Linked DNA regions of Homo sapiens: region 1 is linked to region 2. A link is a loop called in an ENCODE intact Hi-C map of the cell type or tissue named here. Cell type or tissue: endothelial cell of umbilical vein. All regions are shown on one strand. Each heading gives the region's core, and the rest is flanking DNA. Links, peaks and the distances in the headings are about the cores only.

Region 1 (10,778 bases), core at 3,149-5,648, 740 kb after region 2:
CTTTCTTCTAGGGATTATTTATATTTGCTTCTCCCAGGAGCCAGGGGCATCAGCAGCTTGGAACCACTCTAGGCCCTGGTCTGCCCAATCTCATGCCACAGTCAAAGAAGACATTGACATCTGTCCTCAGGAGGGGCTCTACAGGCAGGCCCCCCTTAAGCTCACTTTGGGAGCCAGAGAACTCAGAGGCTTCCCTACTTTATGAAAAAGTATAATTTATACCAAATCTAGTTAGGCACAGTGGGGAAGGCCCTCAGAATATTCAGATAAGCTGTATTGCAGAAGCAGAATGCTGATTTGCATTTTTTAAAGATCATGCTTGCTGCTCCGTGGAGAATGAATTACAGGGGCCAGAGTGAGTGCCAGGGAAACAGCGAGAGGCCCCTGTCAGCTTTTCATCTGAAAAATGATGGTGACTTGAGCCAGAGTGATGGCAGTGAAAATAAACAGAAGGGTAAGAATCCAAGTTAATGGAGTATATGCTGATTAACTTGCACCCCTTGTTTATTTGTAGGCACAAAAATGTGCGGTTAACCACAAACCTTCATTAACTTGTCATTTCCCTTCCAATATTCATATGTTAGACTTGTAAAAATGAAAACTTTGCTTTCTATATTTGCTAATATCCAGTGTGGCCCAAGATCTAAGGACACAGGCACTCTTGTACATCACCGATGGAAGATAAATTGAAACAGTATTTTTGGAGGACAATTTGGCCAAATCTATTGACATATTAATGCATATTCAATTTTTCTGTTAAGAATTTCTCCAGTGGAGACCCACAATATTTATACCAAGACATATTTAAAAGGATGTCCAATGTATTGTTGTTTTGATAATTGTGTGTGTGTGTGTGTGTGTGTGTACCACAACCTAAATGACCATTAACAGAGGCTTGCTTAGCTACATCAAGATTCATCTAAATAATGGAATACTATTTTGTCTTTTCCATAAGAGATAAGTCTGAGATGGAAAACTATCTCTGACAATTTAAGTGTAAAAAGCAAAATGCAAAACGATGTGGATAGAAAGATTGCATTCATAAAAAAAAAAAAACTTTAATAGCAGAGATCGGCATGAAACCATTTTCTGGGAGGATGCACAAGGAACTGTTAAAGTGATTCTGTTTGAAGGAAGCAACCAAGGCTTCGGGGTAGGAAGAGACTTGCAGTTTTCATTTTACACCTTTTTTAATACATTTTGAAAATTCCACTGCAAGCCACATATTTCTTTTGTTTGAAGAGTTTAGCCTGTTTTTATTGGACTCTTCTTGATTAGGGCACCGGCCTCCCTGAGTTATTACATCTCCTGCTTCTGCCCCTGCATCATCTCTAGTTCCTCCGCGGCAGACTGTGAATGTGTGAATGTGTGTTAGTCCCCACAGTCTTAAAAAACAAAATCAACCTTCCACAAAGATCGCTAAATCTATTATTAAGTTAAAACAATAGATTTCAAATAATAGGTATAGGATGACCCCATTTTATAAAAATGATAATTGGATAAATGCAGTTATATATGTATAAGAAAAAAAAAGCCTAGAAAGATTTATTTATTCATTCACCAAAAATGTATTGCCCGCCTACCGTGGGCCAGGCATTGTTGTAGAGATGGAAGTTCAGAGGGGACCAGAGTCCCTGTGCTGTGCCTTTTGGCATCCCCAGACTCTAGAAGCTGGAGGGTAATGTATACCAGCAGGTTAATGGCAGTTCATTCTGGGTTAGGTGACTGTGGACGCGCTTTTAAATCATCTTTGTGCTTTTCTCATTTTCTGATTTATTCTTTTTTTGCCCTATGTATGGCATAAAAGAACTTACATAAAAATAATAATTAAACCATTAAGCACAATCTATCTCACACATCTCCCTGGTTTTGACCCTCTTCTCTGTCCATACCCAAATTGCCACACTCATCCATGCAATATTAGGGACACACAGATGCTAAAATGTTTTTTGTTGTGTGTATGGAAATCAGATTTAACTGGGCATCCTGCATTTTATCTGCAACCCTACTTATCAAACAACTTGCTCCCCATTCTGACTGTGCCCCCTCCCCTGGCCTCTGCCTCAGCCTTCTCCCTAGAGCCACTTCCCTGGGGACTCTGCCTCTCCAGAGGCCGGCTTCTCCAGCCCATTATCATCCATGTTCCAGGCTGAGGAGCTGCACCCCACTTCACCTTACAAGGTGGCCTCCCCATCTTTGGCCCCAGCCTCACCTCCTCGCTCATGAATTGAATTGGTACCCACAGGCCCTCTCAAGTCCCTCCTTCCCCAGCCCTCAAATGTGCACGACATCATCCTTAACACAAGCCAGCGGGGGCCGTAGAGCCTGGGCCTCCAACCACCTGTCACCAGGTGCCATTCCGGCCATTTGGCCACATCTGATTATTACTGTTCTGTAACTGAGTCAACATTTCTCTCCACATCAACTAGCTCATTCTCACTTAACTTATTTTTTAAAATAATCTATCCCTCTGTGCCTTAGCCTCATCCTAACAGCAACCCAGGATTGACGTGTCAGTTATTGAATTGAGTCAAAATAGACATGAAATTAATCCAGTGTAAAATGTCCACCATGGACCCCTGGAATGGTGGGCAGTGCCACCCAGGAGGCACAGCCAGCGTAGAAAACACTGCTTTTCAAAGCATACACCTGATCTCACCCCCTGCAAGCTCCCTGCCCACCTCCTGGAGAACATTCCAGCCCCAAGAAGCAGCAGCAAGGCCTCCCTCCGCACCAGCCGCTCTGTGCTTCTCTAGCTCTCCCCATGACAACCCTCCCCACGGCGCCACCATCACACATGGACTAATTACATCCTCCTCCATCTCTCTCTGCTAGTTCACACCTCCCTGCTACCTTTACAGCTCCTGCCTGGAGTGCCCATTACAGCTCTCTCCATCTGTCAAGCAGCTTCTTGTCCTGCAAGACCTCAAGGCACACATAGGCAGTGGGGCCCCTCTGGAGGCCCCTCTTCTCTTTCAGTTCCCTTTGGTAAACTGGACCAGTACTGGGCAGAATAATTGGCTTGGAATGTCAGACCCTGAGCCCTTGTAGATGCCTCTCTGCTCTGCAACCCCATGGCCAAGCACACAGTAGGTGCTCAATAAATGTCGAGCCAAGATCAGGGGCTGTAAGTGCAGATGGAAGGAGGCTAGGGGTTTACAGTTACCGGACCCGGTTTTGAATTTGGGCCTCTCCACCTGTGGGTTGTGTGACAGAAGCAAGATACTGTCAGGCTTTCCCTTCTGAGCCTCCGTTTTGGGGTCTGTAAGATGGAGGCAGTCATCACCCCTATCTGGAAGGTTTGTGATAAGGGTCGAGCAGATCCATGAATGTGGGCTTCGAAGACTCCAGAGCTTTACCAAAAACGTGCATCTTGTTATCGTGGTGGTAACCATGATACTCTGATGACTCACCCGCTGTGGTCATCCAATTAGCACCGCTTTGTCCCCTTCCTGAGCTACGTGCGCTCTTCCGAGGGTAAGAACCCAGCTGGGCCAGGGTCATGAGGGAAGGTGAGAATTACAAGCCTGTTTATTTAACATTTAGGAAGCCAACACATTTTCCTGTACCTTGTCTGCAACACTTAAGCCAATATTTGCGTCTTTGGGATTCTATTTATATGGTAATTTAAAAATAGGGTTCAGACTTATAGCCGGTCTTTCTCCTGAAACTCCGAAAGCACATTAATTTTCTACACGGTAAAATAGTGCAATAATTAAATATTACCATCTATCTTAAAATCTGGTAACTCCTAGCAAAATGGGTTTTCCGAAACATGATGTAGGTTTTCCCACAAAATTGCACTCTAGGGAAATATCTTATTTTGAATGTATGAAAGAGACCACGAACTTAATCTCAATACAATGTAAGAAAAATTGATTTGTTAAATTGTAATAATTTTCTTGCATTTAAAATCTCAGTGCTTCCCGTCGCAGCTGACCCAAAGGCCCCCGTATATGTGTCTTTGGGGAGAGGCCCATGGAGCCGAGATGTCTTGTTTCATTGTTTATGAAGCTTCCCACATGCCCTTTTATGTGGTTCCAACTGGAGCTTTTGTTGTGTTGTTGCAAACTTCTCTGAAAGAGGCGAGGCTTGGTGACCCTTCACCCTTTGCCTTCAGTCTCTAAATACGTTCTCTGCGCGAGTGGAAAGGAAGATCTCCCACGTGGAAGAAAGTTTGGGCACCAGAGCTGGCCTTGGTGGGCTCCTTCTTCCGCAAGGACTGGGTGGAACGAGGGAGGCTGGGTGACCCTCAGCTGGAGGCCGAAGCTGGAGCCGGCGGGGTGAGGGTTCGCCACTGGCTCCCAATCGCCCCAACCAAAGCTCAAGAGGGCCCCCTTGTGGAAGCTCCCAAGAACAGCTCGGTGAGTGGTGTGCCTCCCCCGACGCTGGGGTTCCTCCCAGTCACCCCCGACATCTTTGGGCAGGTCTCAGATCCAAGGGTACTCAATGGAAACCACCATCCTCCATCCCTCTCTCCTCAAAACCTAAATATTTCTGCGGCCCGACAAGATTCTTGGCCCCTCTGGGGAAGATCTGGTGGAGAACCAGTTGCCAAGGCCATGAAGAGTTCAGCCGCTCAAGGGGGCATCCCAGGAGTCCCTCTCAGGCACCCTTTCTGGGTTCTGAGGGGTCTTCGCCATGATGTATACGAACACCTTCGTTCTTATTGAATGTGTCAAAACCTTGTGATTATCTTGCCGAAGTCCTGTTCTATAGAACAATAAAAGCTTCAGCCTTCTGCCAAGAGAGCTAATAAAAGTTCAGTCCAACGGGAGACTCCCAGATACACATTCTGTTTGGAAAACACTGACTCCTAACTACACCGCTTAGGGCAGGCAACAGGACATTCAGTGAGATCTGGGCACATTCAGAACCCCTTCTACGCAGTGATGCTACAAGCTGTCATCATCCCCTCACCGGCTCCTCCAAGCACCAGGTGGGATGTTGGCATCAGTGGACAGCATTGGCCAAGTTTGGTATAAATAATGTCTACAGACCAACGTGCAAGCTGGGAACGCAGGTGCTAAAGTCAAGTTAACGAGGCCTTGTCTCCAAAACACCGGAACATCTGGGTGAAAAGGGAAACGCTTCCATCTGTCACCCTGCTTCCTTGGCTCTTTGGAAGCAGCTGGCCTGTGGCTGGGATGTTCCAGTTTCCAACTGGGTGGGAGCTCCAGCCAGAGCAAGAATAATTAGCATTATCATGAGGCCAAGGGAGAGTTTTCATGTGCACAGTTTTCGTTCTGGAACATTCCTAAACAAACAAACAGAAAAACCTAGCTTATGAGCCAGGCTTGGTGGGCCAGAACTCGTCTCCCCAGGCCCCCATTCCTTTCCCATTCTGTGAACTGTGCACTTCCTTTCCCTCAGCAGGAGTGGCTAAGCAGAGGCCTCGGGGAGTTATCCTCAGTGGCCAGCCGCTTCCTCATACGCAGCGTTTTCCATTGTGGCTTAAGCACATGTCACACAAACATGAAGCAGTCACCTTCTCCAGGTGGTACCAAGCAAGGCCCACCTTTGTCCTCCATCCCGTGGTCCAGACTGACCTGAGACTTTTCATGGAGAACTGGGGGGCCAGTAGCTAACCAAACCCTGTCCCTTTGATCACCTGTCAACCCGCAGCTTCTTAATCCAAAGGCCCTTCTGCTTCTCACATCCTCAGACCTGCTCTGCCAGGTACCCCTTGACTGACTTTCTCGGGCAGCCTTCAACTCTCTGAGTGCACTGAGCAGAGGAGGGCACATTCCACAGGGCTGGGATGCTGAAGGCTGCGGCGGGTGGAGGGTGCTTTGTTTAGAGCATATAATTTCTGTGTTTCCCAAGGTAGCAAAGTCCAACCCATTCCCCAACTTGCCTGCCAGCCCTGAACACGAAGATTCTCGGATTAGGTGGATGAGGAGATTCCATTATAGCCAAATGAGAGACATGTGAGGTATCTGAGGACCAGCCATTCACACCAGAGGTTGGAGGTGGGCTTCTTAGAATGCAAAGTGTGTCTTCATATTTCTGTGTTTGTTGATGCAGCATCCAGTCATAGCATCCAATCTGCAGCCTTCTGGGGGTGTTCTGGTGCAAACCCTGCATGCCTTTTGTGCAGTGACTTCATTGGAAAGTACATCTTTGGCTGCAGCAGTGCTGGAATGGCTCCATTTCCACAGCCGGTCTCTGAAGCTTAATGGCCACGCAGCCAGGGCCACCATCGCAGCCAGCATATCTCCTCCATTTGTAAAAGGCAGCCTCCTCTAATCAAGAGAGGTTATTTTTTGGGTAGGGAGCCATTGCTGAAATTTTTATTTAAAATATGTGTAAGCTTCCTCCAAGTCCAAACTTTCTAGGTGAATTACCTCAAGCTGACGGTTTTGAAATAAACTAGAGGGTTTCAGATATTTTAAGAAAAAAAAAAAAAAAAAAAGCAAATCTTAATCCAAACCTCAGTATATAAAACAGAGCAACAGATAGGGACTGTTTGGGCTAAAGCTGGGTCAAAGACTACATCCTACCCACTGGGTTGCCCTATCTGTTTCAAAAATAACCCCAGGGTCTTCAGAAGCCAACTTGAAAACCTCTGATACAGCAAAATGTGACATGCATGCTCCATCCTTGAGCTAGAGCTCTGCTGTCTAATCTGGCCATGTAGTCACAGGGCACCTGAAATGTGACCTGTCTAAATTGAGTTGTGCTGTAAGTATAAAATATACACCAAGTTCTGAAGACTTGGTATGGGGGGGAAAAGCACATAAAATATCTCATTAATCGTTGTATTTGTTACATGTTGAAATATATAGTACTTGGAGCCGGATAAAATATATCATTAAAATTGATTTTACCTGTCTCTTTTTAGCTTTTTTAACATGGCTACTAGAAAACATGCACCAGTAAAATCACATGCAGGGCTGACATTTATGGCTTGCATTATGTGACTGTGGAGCTAGTGGAGGCTTCCTTGGGGGTGCAGGACCATGTCAGGATCCTGGTTTCACTAGGGCAGGTTCCAAGGGTGAAAAGAGGCTTTAAAGCAAAGCACCTGGCATTCGCTTCTTAGGCCAGATCCAACCCATCTAAGCCTGTGACATGATCTGATGCTCACACACCAATCTCCCTTCACCTACTTCTCTTTCCTCTCTACCTGCTTGGATCAGCCTGGGCCCCCAGCCTGCTGGGAACTCCCTGACTGATCACCCTTTTGCCCTCAGCCAGATTCTTGGCAATCCCAACAGCTGTAAACCTTGTCTTTCTCCTCTCCTGCTTCAAGCCTGACTGTAATGGCCACATCCTGAGGGGTGGGAGAAGGGTCAACAAGGAAGTCACACACGTGCTGCTATGGACCACAAGCCATTCATTCATTCAGCGAAAAGTAGTCATTATAAATAGCATTTACTGAGCACTTAGTCTATGAAGGCATTGTCCTAAGCACTTTCCATGACTTAACACAACAAATATGTATTGGGCATCCCTGAGGCACTGTGCCAGGTGCTAGAGAATCAGCAGTGAGCAAGAGAGATGAGGACCCAGCCCTCATGAGGCTGGCAGACTCGTGGAGTCACAGGCAGAGGAAGGGAGAAATGAGGGAAGGGAAGGGAAGGGGAAAAGGGAAGGAAGGAGGGAGGAAGAAAGGACAGAGGGAAGGAAGGAAGGAAGGAAGGAGAAAAGAAAAAGTTAAGAAGCCTAAAGTGACAGCCCACTAGCAGTGAGCACACCTAGCACCCAGATCTTGGTTTCTAAACACCATTTTCCAATAAAAGGAATCAGAGCTCCTTGGAGAAATGGCCAGTTTCAGGGATGGGACTGAAAAAAATACAAAATGATCCTGGAAGATCTTCTGGCACCAGGAAATGAGGAAGTACTCCCCCTAAAATGACAAAGACATACAGGAAGGACACAGGAGATTAACTGGAGGAGCTCCCAATGGCCAAATCAGGGACAATTTGAGCAACAAAATAAATAATGATAGTAATGTGTTATAACCGATAAAGTAAAATAAATATTCAGGAGTTCATAGTAATATAAATAATTGAATAAAAAGATAAATGGGAGAGAAGGGACAGTACATCTTTACAGCACAATTACTGTTAATCAACTCAGAAAGAGCTGGGCATAGTGGCTCATGCCTGAAATCCCAGCACTTTGGGAGGCTGAGACAGGCAGATCTCTTGAGCTCAGGAGTTCAAGACCAGCCTGGGCAACATAGTGAGACCCCATCTCTAAAAACAAAAATAAACTCAGAAAGAGTGATGGAACTAGAGAATGACCATTTGGAAAACACCACCAATAATAATTGTAGGCAAGAATCATTGACAGTTATCAATAGATGCTAAAATTAGTGAGGGAATGTATAATGAAGTACAAGATATTTCTGTTATCTCTGAGTATATCCCCATAAGGTAATCATTAATCACAGAGAGAAAAGTAGTAATTTAATAGTGGAGAAACATGGTAGATGCCTCCTTAAGCAAGTGATCACAGTCAAGATCACCAGGAATGGCATGATTGCCATGGTGTGCCTCCTGAGATGATGCACTGGGAAAGATACACCATCGCTTCCACAACATTCTTACCAGAAACGCATGAGCAGAATTTACTCACGAGGAAACATCAGACCATCCCAAACTAAGGACACTACAAAATAAGAGCCACTACTCTTCAAAAGTGTCAAAGTCGTAGAAGACAAAAAGAGAAGATATGTCTCAGATTGAAGGAGACATGACAGCTCAATACAATGCAGGATCCTGGACTGGATGCTGGACCAGAAAGGGGACATTAATGGGACAATGGATGAAACTTGAATTAGGTCTGTAGACTCGTTAAGAACACTGTATTGATGTTAACGTCCTGGTTCTGATCATTGCACAATGTCTGCGTAAGATGTTAACCTGTAGAGAAACTGGACAAAGCATACACTAGAACTCTTTCTACCACTTTTGCAACATTTTTGTAAGTCTGAAATTATTTCAGAATGAAAAGTCAAAAAAGTAAACCGAAGTAAGAAAGCAGATAATAAATGCCAGATGTGATGAGTGCTGCACAGGAGAGAAGAGAATGGAGTGAACAGAAGAGGGGTGCCTGGAAAGGATGCACTGCCAGGAAATGCCATTTATGCCGAGATCTCCGCGAAGATGGAGAGCCCAGCACAGAGCAGAGGATGGAACAGCACAGGCAATAGCCTCAAGGCAGCCAAAGGTTTGCCCTTTCAGCACTAGGGACTCACAGTGGAAAAGCACGGTGGGATGGGGTGGATGATCTGGTGGTAAAAAGGCACCCAGTTTCAAAGGGCTTCGAGGCTACACAAGAAAGCTTGGATATTGAACCAAGTGCACTGGGAAATCATTGAAGTTGTTGGCCATTGTTTAAATTTCCATCAAGACACTTGGGATGGTTTGAAGTTCTACTCTGATGTGAGTCTATTTGATTAATGTCAGTCTCTCCAGGAGAACAGGAATTCTGACCATCATGTGCAGCCATATAGACCCAGAGTCCATTTCATTTCCAGGCATACAACAGGCATTCAATAAGTATTTGGGGCAGGGCGCAGTGGCTCACGCCTGTAATCCCAGAACTTTGGGAAGCCAAGGTGGGTGGATCACGAGGTCAGGAGATCAAGATCATCCTGGCTAACATGGTGAAACCCTGTCTCTACTAAAAATACAAAAATTAGCAGGGCATGGTGGCATGCGCCTGTAGTCCCAGCTACTCAGGAGGCTGAGGCAGGAGAATTGCTTGAACCTGGGAGGCAGAGGTTGTAGTGAGCCGAGATTGCACCACTGCACTCCAGCCTGGGCGACAGAGCAAGACTCCGTCTCAAAATAAATAAATAAATAAAAATAAGTGTTTGTGTTGGGGAGAAGAAATGAATGAATGAATGATAGTTGGGTCACCTGGGGGACCTCAATTTTGGATGGCCCTTGTTATCTGCTGTGGGTTGAATGTAACCCCCCAAAAAAGATATGTTCGAGTCCTAACCCCCAGTACCTGGGAATAGGACCTTATTTGGATATAGGGTCTTTGCAGATGTAATCAAGTTAGGATGAAGTCACACTGGATTAGGATTAGGGTGGGCTCTAATCCAGGGATTGGTGCCTTTATAAAAGAAAGGAGAGGGAGATTTGGACACAGGTGCAGACAGAGGAAACACACAAGTAGGGATGAAGGCCATGGGAAGATGGGGGTAGAGACCAGCGTGATGCAGCCCCAAGCCAAGGGACACCTGGAGCCACCAGGTGCTGGGAGAGGCCCTACCCACACCTTGATTTCAAACTTCAGACTTGCAGACTCCAGACTGGGAAAGGATCGACTCCTGTTGCTTCAGCCACTCAGCGTGTGGTCTTTGTCGTGGCAGCCCTGAGATGCCCAGATGCTCTCCTTTCGCGTGCCTCAGGTGAGGTGACGAGTTCACCTTGAGCTGCTCCTCCCTCCGTCTTCCGTGCACCACCCTCAGGCCATTTACCACACCCACGAGTCCCTTGTACATCTCCTTATAAAATATGATTTTATTAAAATATTAAAAGAAAATAATTAAAATACCAAATATTTTAATATCAAGTTCAGATCAATCACCTTTTAAAACTCAGTCCTCAGAAAAACGGGCCATGCAAGTACAAGGCTGTTATGATAACTACCGCCACTTTTAACACCCTCTAAAACCGACGCGTGACTGTTGGAATACGAAGTGCTCGCTTCGCGCCTGAAATCACCTCGCACCCCACCCTGTGTTCGTTCGTGCCTTGCTTCGAGAACCTCAGAACAAGCAGATTACAGGAGAAAAAAGTACTTTTCTTTTG
Region 2 (10,778 bases), core at 5,333-7,832:
CATGCCAGTTCCCAATCTAGGTCTCAAGGGCCTTGCACTGCTAGGTGTTTAGCCAAAAGAAGGGAAATCATTATACCAAAGAGATAGTTGCACTCCCATGTTTACTGCCACGCTATTCACAACAGCCAAGATGTGGAATCAACCTAAGAGCCCATACCTGGATGAATGGATAAAGAAAATGTGGTATGTATACACAATGGAATATTATTCAGCCATTAAAAAGGAATACAATTCTATCATTTGCAGCCACATGGATAGAACTGGAGGTCATTATGTTAAGTGAAATAAGTCAGGCACAGAAAGAAAAACATCACATGTTCTCACTCACGTGAGACTAAAGAAGTAGATCTCACAGAGGTAGAGAGTAGAATGGTGGTTAACAGAGGCTGGGAAGGGAAGGAGAGGGGCAGATAAAGAAAAACTTGTGAAGGCGTACAAAAAATATAGTCAGAAAGAATAAAATCTAGTATTTGATAGTACAGTAATGAAATTCAAATTACATGACAATTTACTGTATATTTCAAAATAGCTAGAAGATTTATAATGTTCCCAACACAAAGAAAAGATAAACATTTGAGGTGATGGAAATCCCAATTTCCCTGACTTGGTCATTACACATTGTATGCAGGTATCAAAATATCACATGGACTGCAAAAAATGTGCAACTAATATATATCACTTTTTAAAGAGCCCTTTGTGCTGCTGTGCTCACTCGCTTGCCCTCTCTCTCTCCTCTCTCTGTCACCATGCCCAGCCTTCGTGGGAGGATGGAAGACATAAAGTTCTTTCACCCCCGTTGGCTGGTCTAGGATGGCCTCACTAGGCCTAGGATGTTCCCATTGGCTGGTCTTCTACACCCACTGGCTGGTCTAGAATGGCATCACTCACAAGTATGGAAGTTGGTTGGCAGCATGGAAGTTGGTTGGCAGCATGGAAGTTGGTTGGCAGCATGGAAGTTAGTTGGCTGTCAGCAGCCAACTAACTTCCATGTCTGTGAGTGAGGCCATCCTAGACCAGCCAATTTCCCATCAACCTGCCAGCATTTCCCCCAGCTGGCTCCACAGATGAATGAGCAAACCCAGCAAGATCAGCTGAGCCTGGCTCAAACCAGCCAATACCTAGGTGACTCAGAGATCCATGAGCAGTAATAAACACATGTTGCCACGAGACACTGAGTTTTAGCGTGGTTTGCTACACAACAATATCTAACTTACATCACAGGTAAACATACATTTGATAGAAAGCAGATACTGCTGTGTTACAAATATGCCTATGGTCCCTTTGATATATAACATGCATATGTTATATATTTATGATGATTAATATGCATATTTTTATGAAAATTTTTTCTGAATATTTATTTGCAATTATCACTATAACCTATGTGGTTGAAATGGAAAGCCCAGTGTTTCCTAACAAGGGTCTGGAGTCAAACTTCCTAGATTCATAGCTCTTGCTTTTCCTGTAACCTCCAGTAAAGTCACTTAACTTCTCTATGCATGTTTTTTCATCTTTAAAGTGACTATCATTATGGCGCTTGTATTTTTTTCAAAAAGAGAAAAAAAATGGGCCCATAATAGTGACTGATCCATCAGAAACATAAACCCCACTGAGGTGTTTATGATGGTGTTAGCTAAGACTATTCCTACTACTATTCTTATTACATAATATAAGACAATGGAAACCAATTATAATATGGATGAGGAATCAATATAACTGAAGTTTGAGGGTATTCAAAACAATGAAAGTTAAAACAAATGCTTGTTTAAAATAATGCATGAGAAGATAGAGTTGCTCCCAAATATCCCTGTATGACTGGATCCTCCAATTAGATACTAGGTCTTTTTCTACTTCTGTTTGTATTAAAATAAAGAAGGCATTTCTCCATATCCAGCCAAATGTTATTTTACTTTCCAAATGTTACATCTGAGTCAAGCAAGTGGAGTTGGTCCCATTTCAATCCCTCTAATGAGATCTCAGAGCACCTATGACACTAAGGAGCAGATATGTCTCAGTGTAAGAGATTTTTCCTCCAAAATTTATCTCAGAAAATAGTTCCCTTAAAAATCAAATTCATACAAAGGCTCCCATTTTACAGAGAACTCTCTCAATTACTTCATTTTGAATTACATAATACTGTTTGGGAAGATACATTAGCCTGAAATGACGCCATTCAGTGCTGGTCTGGGTCACTTATAGACATCATCTGAGAAAATTGGTTTAGAAAAAGGTGACGGAAGGGGAACCTTTAACACAAATTTAGTCATTATTCTTGAGCATTTGGGATACAATTATAAGCGAGCACTGGATGCTATTGTAAACAAGTCTCTTAAAGACTGATTTAAAAAGTAAAAGAGAACATGTTTATTTGCTGGAAATTGCAAATAGGCACCTACGGGAGAAATGAAAGTGACTGTCCTAATGTCAGGTGAATGGGTGCTTATGGCTATGGATAGATTTCTATTATGACATTGTACTTGGATTCTAAAAGGACTAAATCTCAAAGAGCTGGGATGAAAGTGAAATGCTACGCTCTGAAAACTCCATTAGATGACTCAAACAAGTGGCTCTGGTGATGATGACAAAGACATTATCAAAGATGCATGCTACAAGTTCAGCTAGAATTGCTTTGCAAAATGTGAGCAGAAAACATAATGTCCCCAAACTAAGATTTTATGTAACACATGATTTAAAGGGACAGAGGCAACTAGATTAATAAACTACAGTAGAAATTTGCCTTTTTCTTCTACATCTTTATATATTTCGGGTTGGCCCCAAAATTTTCAGTCTTTGTGTTGAGAAAATAGGTGATAGCCTTATATCGGGCATGAACGAGAAAGAGCTGCATTTCATGATTTACATATAACTTGGGCTCTTGTGAAAGTGCTTTATTAAAGGGGTACTCTCAAGAAAAATGTGGAGGGAATAAGGGAAGCAGGGAGGGGTAAGAAAAAGATGGGAATGGGTGGAGGCCTGGCCTGGTGGAGAGGGGTTCTAGACAGGACACCAACAGCATCCACTACCAACATCACTTGTAGCACAAAACATGGAGAAGGCAGCTTGCTGGCCAAGCAACTCACTGAGCACCTCTACCCATTAGGAAGCAGGTCAGGTTGTGATCGACATCTGTGCTGTGTGTTCAGCAGCCATGCCCCACCTCAGTTCTCCTTTAGAGAACATCCCTCCTCAATATAAGCTGGGTGACTTATGACCACTCCTTTTCATCTCTTGGAGTGAGCATATTCCACCCACCTGGCCAAGTAGAAGGTTCGGGGCCAGGCATAAGACCCACACTGATGATGGGATTTTGAACAGAAAGTAGGTATAATATAAGCCAGGGCCATGAGGCCACCATGTGCCTAGGGATGAAGGCAACCCAAAGGAACGTCTACTCTGATTTGAAGAGGGATCAACAGAGACCTGGTCACATTGTTTACATCCCTGGATCCAGCTGGAGCTACCCTGGGCTCTTTCATCACATGAGCAAACAAATTCCCTTTTGTGCTTAAACCTTTTTGAGCTGGGTTTTAGTCTCTTTCTACCAAGAATGGTAACCCACACCATTCTCCTAACTCTTACAGACATTGCACGATTTCCCTGATGCCCCAGAGAATGAGATGGGTGAACTCCATGGAGGCCTGCTGGCCCCCACCACCCTCCTAACCATAATAAAGGTTGACTAAAGTTTACCTCACGTCATCTAATGACAGACTTAAAATTCAGAGTTTGATCGTCTGCTCCTGTCCCCTGGAAAACCATCTAATGTGTCTGCATATGAGCCACAGATCATGACTCTGATGAAAGAAGCCAGTCTTTTCTATAAAGAGGCATTTCCAACAGACGTTGATTAATCTAGTTTCTCATCCTTCTAAGCAAAATAATAGAGAAATCATCATTTTCTGCCTTATCAAACTACACAGATGACTGCTTGGTGACTCCACAAATTTATTGAGTAGTGAAACTGGAAGCAAAGAAGAAATATGCCCTGCGTCCTCAGAAGCACTGAAAGACTTGAGCTGTCAGGACCAAAGCAAGTCTTGCTAAACCAGCCGTGGAAAATCCAAGGCGAGATTGGGAAAGGTAAACACAAAACCTAACAAAATAAAAAAGAACAACTTCTTCTTCAAGGAGACTTCCAGAGTAAACCACGTTAAGTGGGTTTTCTTAGCTTTAATGCAGAGTTACTTAAAATTGACCAAAAAATGTTCCCCATTTCTTAAGTTAAAAAAAATATACATGCATTGAACCTATAATGGAATATTACTTAAATGAATCCAGATTAATTGAAATTAAACACAATGGAACACAACAGATATAGACTAATGAAAAGACTAATAAAGAGCTTTTCCCCCACCAGTTAAAAGCATGCAGTATTCTACTCTACAGAATGAAAAAGGAAAAAAAAAAATCACAAAATTTAAAAACCCTACAAATCCAGGAAGCAATTTTTAAAAATATTGTTTTCATATTAAAACATACAAAACCAATTACTTTTCAACCATTCATGCAGGGACTTTTAAAAATCAATAACATATTTAATTTGTTTGGACAAAGATGAATGAGAATACATGTCTTTGGTTCTCAGTATTCTCTCTGGGCTGCCCTTTTGGAATCACTGTAGCAAGTAATTCCTGTTGTTGCTTTCTCGATTAGATTGAACGACTATTAAACCTTCTCTGTTCAACTGTAAAACCTCAACATTTTAAGAAACAATCGAAAGTCAGAGGAATGTGCCTGATTTGCCTCTCAAGAAACAATGTCTAATGCCTAGCAGTTGCCCAGCAAACAGCTACTGAATGCATGGATGCTTGAAGGAGTGAAGCTAGCAGGGCTGGATGAAGTGCAAAGAACAGTCGGATTCGTCAAGGCAATGGGGCAATTAGAGTATATCAGATGATCAGGGCATCAGGGTAAGCCATCAGGAGGGAACAAAAGAAGGCTGGGATGGGACGAGGCAGAAGAGGCGCCCCCCCACCCAGTGCTCTTCTGCCCTAGGGTGCAGGAGAGTGTTGGCCTCCTGGAATACATGAGAAGTCAGCTTGGAAGAGGATGCTACCAAACCACGGATGAGAAGCCCATGGGCACCTCAAAGCACCCAGGCGGCGAGGTACCTGGGCTGGTGAGAAGCCGGGCGTGCAGAGCACGCACTTGTTGGGAGGGGAAGCAGGTCTCCAGGAACAAGAGGAAGTCCCCCCACCCGCCACGCACCATCACATTTCCAAGGTGGCTTCTGAAGGCCTCCTGGTGCGAGGGTACTCAAAGTGGGTGCCCTGCTATATTCTCCCAGGGGGAACGGAAAAGAAGGACGTGTTTCCCCGTAATCCATCCACCCCCAAAAGAGCGCTGGCCACACCGGTTTCAGTGTTTGGCTCCAGTGGCCTGGATGTGGGGGTGGTGGATGACAGGGAGAGATGACTCCTTCCTTCCTCCCTCCTGTCCCGTGGCCTCCTGGCAGCCTTTGAAGTAAAGGTCTCAAACTAGCTGACTGTATTTGGGCCCAGATGGGGTATGTGTGCAAGTGCACGTCCGTGCGTGTATGTGTGTTTAAATTAGCACCCTGTAAAAATTGAGAGATTTTATTTAACGTGAAATCTGGGTTCTGCCTTCCCCGTAGAGCTAGATGAATACCAGCCAGCTGGCCTCACCACACAACAGCCAAGGTTATATGATTCAAAGCACTCTTTCAAATTCTAGATATATTTTGTGTAGTGTTACTATCACCCCCATTTTACAGATGGGGAAACCGAGGCACAGAAGAGCTGAGACACGTCCCTAGGATGACATGACTACAGGTGGTGAAACTCGGCAGCGAGCCCGAGTGCTTTCCTCCGAGGCCCGTTCCCGTAGCCGCTGGAGCACCGCTGCCTCTGCTGGGAGGCTGCTGCCGGCTCGTTCCTCCTGCATCTCTCTGTTAAAACGTTTGCTTATTAACATTTTTCCATGTGCTTTTAAAAAACATGGCTAGTTCTGAAAGAGAACCAGTGTGTCTGCAAGCTGGAGAGGAAGGAACCATCGCACACACTTGGCAAGCGAAGGGTCCGGGAGTCCTGGTCACCGTGCAGCGATTGGGAGCCTGCATTTTGCGGCAGAATCCTGGATTCTGCTTTACATCCCTGCGGACAGAGAGCACCCAATAGAGCCTTCGGCACCTCGTTTTGTCCTTTTTCTTCTTTCACCCCCATCTCTCACCCTGGTCCTGGGAAACTGAAATAATGTCCCCCCTCTGACCTCCTCCAAGGCCCCCTTCCTGCCTCCTCCTGTTATCAGCTGGGGCTCCTGCCTCCCCTCTTCGTGAACATTCTTACTCTTGCATTTCTGGGTGGCGTTTATGTGAGGGCAGTGAAACATCATCCACAGGCTGGGGTCGTCTGGTGCGGGGGCCGTGACGACAGTCGCTTGCTCAGCGGGGGGTCCCAGCCGATTTGCAGAAGCCAAGGAACTAGGATCAAAACCCTGCTCTCCCTTCCTTCGGCTTCAGCCTGCTCCCTTGGTTCTACCACGGAAACCCCTACGAACATAAAATAAATTTGTACCGCCAGGTCCCTGGTGTTCAGAGCAGGTGCCCCTGATTGCACGAGTCTGGGGTCCGCCCGCCTCCCTCCCAGACCGGACTCCAGGCCGTGCTGCGCCGCGGAGCGAGGAGGGAGCCGGGCTTCGGCGGTGCCCGCGATGGGCGCTAGGGGGCCCCCGCGGAGCTTGGAAGGCGGCTTTGCTGTAAATCCCAGCCCTCTGCGCTTTCTTCCGGGTAATAAATTCACAAGGCTTGTTTTTTAACCCCCACCAGAGGTTAAAATAGTTTCATAAAAAGTTTTGGTAAATTCATGGGTAACTTTTGAGGTTATGTGAGGTTGTTGTCACACAAAAAAAAAAAAAGAGAGAGAGAAAAACAGAGCCTTTCTTCTCTGCTCCTGCAAGATTGAGGCTTGGCGCCGGCGGGGGCGGAGGGGGCCCGGGCTTTGTGTTCTTCCAGAAGCATCCACGTGGCTAGGCGGCTCTCCAGGCCCCCGGGCGCCCACCCACCAGGGTAGGGGGGTCTCGGGAGCGCCCAGCCAGGGGTCCGCACCCACCCCGCCGCCCGCCCGGGCACCCTGCAGCCTTCCCGAGGCTTCGCTGAGCTCGACCCCCAGCCCAGCTCAGCCCAGCCCGTGGGGCGAGTGGGGTTCGGGGCTCTGCGTTGATCGCTTCCTGCCATGCCCGTGGGAATAAAGCAAAAGTTACAGCCCCTGAGTAGGGGTTAAAAAGAACTTTATCAGATTGATAAGCTGGGAGACAGGAGGAGGCAGAAAGAAAACAGCGCAGTTAAGGGAGGGGGCGTCGCACATTAACTATGATTCAGACTCCAATGCACTGAGTTCATTTTTCAATCTGCCTTTAGGTAGGGGAAAAAAAATAAGGAAATTATGGAAAATTGAGAAATAAACATCTCTGAGAGTGCTTTGCACCCGGGGGTGCTTAACGAACACTTAATAATTTCAAACGCTAGTACTTAGAAAAATGGCTTTTGTCCGTTCCCGGCACGCCAGGTGCCTCCTAGCAAAACCGGAAAGCTGAAAATGACTGAAAATGATCGCTAATGTCTATGTGGAGGGTGGTACAAAAATCACTTGTTCATGTCCTTTGGAAGTTAAGGAAATAAGCAAGCCAAAATTTTAAGAGTTTTAGCAAGGGAAAAACCTTGGAACTGAGCTTGCATTTCTTTTCCTCAACGTATGAACTTGGGCAAGACTCCTAATTAGGACAGGGCTGGCCACACATCACCTCCTGACCCCACGGGGCCATACTGAAAATTAGATGAGGAAAAACATTTGGAGGAAACTCTCAAAATGCTACTGCAGGAAGCAATGGTTGTTTTTGGAGCAGATTCCCCATGCTCCCTGCCAGCAGCCAGCAGTGGGGTGAGGGCCAGTGTGAACTATTTACCTAGAGGACGATGGGGTCCCTACAAGAGCACAGTATTGCCAGGGAGGCCTCTGGGACGAGTTGGAGCTTGGAGGATTATTCCAGTTTCGTCATTTTCTCAACCTGGAGGGCAAGTCTCACCCCGGCAGGAAGAGCACCATAGGCATGCATGTAGCACAAACTCAAGGGCCCAGAATGTACTCCCGAATCCCTACGAGCTCCCTGCTGGGGAAAGTATGGACCTGCACCATTCACTGCCTCCCTCCTTTGGCTTGAAGACGTCTTGTCCAGACCTGGGGGGAAAATTCAGTGTATGCTCACCCCTGCCACCTCCCAGCCATGATAACCACACACTGTAAAGTCCTTTGTAGTTCACACAGCACTTTCACAGTCACTGTCTCATGTAACTTGAGCCTCTCCTCAATCTCAAGGGCAAATGAGTCAGGTATTCCTGGACAGGCTTCATGGGGTTCTTGGGCACCAGATTAAATGAATTATGGACTCAGAAACTCCAGCCCCATTCTACAGATGAGGACCTGAGACAATGAGAAGGAACAAATTTTGCCCAAAGAACTAGTAAAAGTCAAGACTCAAACCAATTCCTCTAAATCCAGAAAGCAAAATTATTTATCCTGTACCAGCCTTGGCCTCAAAGGAGGCTGAGAGAGAAAGGGAAACGTTAGGCTTTCCAAGGTTAATGGAGTAAGGTGGTTGAGGAGACTTTGGAGTGTCTGGCATCAGAAGGAGCAGATTCTTCTTTAAAAAAAACAATAAAAACAGAATTGTGTTCTCAAATTCTAGCTAGATGTTGAGACCTAACCTCTTTCTCTCTGATTAAAAGGGAGGTTAGGAAGGGGTTTAGGCAAGTGTTAAAGATGGAATCAAAACAAGACTTTCTCCATGGCATGATCAAGAGGCTGGAGAGGGAGTTGAGAGGAGAATCACCTTCCCATTATGAGTCAGTGTCACTGAAGGTTTCTCTCTGTAGCCCCTAAAGTTACTTCTCCCCTAGGTTCCACTCACACCTTAGTTAGAATTAATCCTACAGGCTCATCTGCCTCCAAACCAAAAGGGCCTGGCCCCTTGTGAAGACCAGGCAGCAGGTGGGTGTCGGGGAAACAGACCCCGCAAGGCGCACCTGGTGCCTCCGTGATTTTGTTGAGAGTGAGTCTTGCCTTTTGTGTCCCATTTGTAGCCTGTTGAGTTCCATCCCTGAGATCCTCATTTTTCTTCCTGCCTCATCCACTGATTCTATTTGGCTACTGGTTCCAGCACGTTGCATAGGAAAATTCCAGAACAAAACTCAGGATTCATTTGTGGCCCTCTGCTGAGAAGGGGGTCTTCCAACTCAAATATGAGAACGGTTTTCAGAAAGTCTTTCAAAAGCAGAACCGTCCCCATTTCAGGTGTGGGATTGAAGGTATGAGAGTTTCTCTCCCTCCCTCTCCTCTTTTCTCTCTCTCAACTTTTAACATAAACACATATTTATCTTTAAAATGCCCATATTTCAACCTTCTCCTTCAATGACTATATCGTCCTACCCACCCACCTGCCCACTGAACCCATCATTAGTGCACTACCTATTGTTGCCTTCCCACCTTCTGTCGGCACAGACATCAGAATTCTAATCATGGCACTCCGTTTCTACAGGAATCTATTAGTGATTGCTAAGGGAAACACTTAGCATTTTAGATAAATAAGTACATAGTAGTTAAGTGCTCCATTCCCAGCAGTTTAGAGTATATGGCAAAAATTCTTTATGATCGAGGGATGAAAGAAGGCATGATAAAGAGTGACGGCCTTCGGTTCTCCCACATGCCCTGCTGACATTCCTTTCTGCAGTGGGGGGCCGAATGGAGAAGCCTTTGGGGTGAGCGTCGGAAGCATGCCCCACCCCCTGCTATGCTCCTGTTTATGCTAGCACACTCTCCCCTCTCCGCTCCAGCAGGCCTTGTCAGGATCCCTCATTTGGAAGCTTAATCATATCAGCGAGCTCACCGCACTGCATTTGTAATGACTTGTTTACCAGTCTGTGCCGGCTCCCCTTGCCACACTGGGCTCTCCCTAAGGACAAGGGCCATGTCATGTTCTTGTTTGCCTCTCTTCCTGCTCCCACACATTGCCTGGCACAGAACAGGCCCCAGTAATTACCTGGGACCCTCAGGCCACGTGACTCTCATCTGTCTCACAAAGGTGTCTTGGTCCACCAACCGGTTCCTAACCTCCTTGAGGTGAGGGCTCAAGCCATCTTCTGTTCCTCTCCTCTCATGGGGCTTCAAAAGACACTCAGTGGCTCACAAATGCATACCTAATTGCATTAAGCCATGAGTAAGATGGTTTCCCCATGTCTGCATGGAGGAAGAGGGGACATCTGCTGTGATTACTTGCCTGACCCCCACTTCTTTAGGGGGAACCATCTCTCATTTACTCTTTTTATTTTGTATTTTTTATTTTGAGACAGAGTCTCACTCTGTCACCTAGGCTGGAGTGTAGTAGCGCGATCTTGGCTCACTGCAACCTCCACCTCCTGGGTTCAAGCAATTTTCTTACCTCAGCCTCCCAAGTAGCTGGGACTACAGGTGCATGCCACTACACCCGGCTAATTTTTATATTTTTAGTAGAGAGGGGGTTTCACCATGTTGCCCAGGCTGGTCTTGAACTCGTGACCACAGGTGATCTGCCCTCCTTGGCCTCCTCTTAATGGCTGTAGCAAAAAGATGGCCCCAACCCAACCCTCAGTACATGGACAGGTGCAGGACCCATACCTGGCCGCTCAACATCCCCAGTGACAGGGTCAAGGACAGCCACATGACCAAACCAGGCCAGTTAGATTGAGTTTAGGGACTCAGTTATATATATAAAAAAAAAAAACAGTCACG

Evidence for each region. Peaks named below come from ENCODE experiments on the same cell type or tissue, not always from the same donor. Only the 100,000 strongest peaks of a DNase experiment are listed, where the experiment ranks them.
Region 1: it touches region 2 in a loop (15-fold over the local background); 2 of 110 quality-filtered maps call a loop at or near these places.

What each region holds. Positions count from the first base shown.
Region 1 is chr20:58,475,231-58,486,008 of GRCh38, reverse strand. The region is part of intron 1 of APCDD1L (APC down-regulated 1 like); the gene reads left to right. Among named protein-coding and RNA genes, the nearest start is that of APCDD1L-DT, 35 kb to the left of the region's middle. In endothelial cell of umbilical vein, for the core only: a CTCF peak has its summit at 4,335 (motif pointing left); a DNase peak (open chromatin) is centred at 4,218.
Region 2 is chr20:59,218,588-59,229,365 of GRCh38, reverse strand. The region is part of intron 4 of ZNF831 (zinc finger protein 831); the gene reads right to left. Among named protein-coding and RNA genes, the nearest start is that of ZNF831, 60 kb to the right of the region's middle. RefSeq lists a silencer at 6,705-6,774. In endothelial cell of umbilical vein, for the core only: a CTCF peak has its summit at 6,669 (motif pointing right); a DNase peak (open chromatin) is centred at 6,705; H3K4me3 peaks cover 696 bases; H3K27me3 peaks cover 1,227 bases.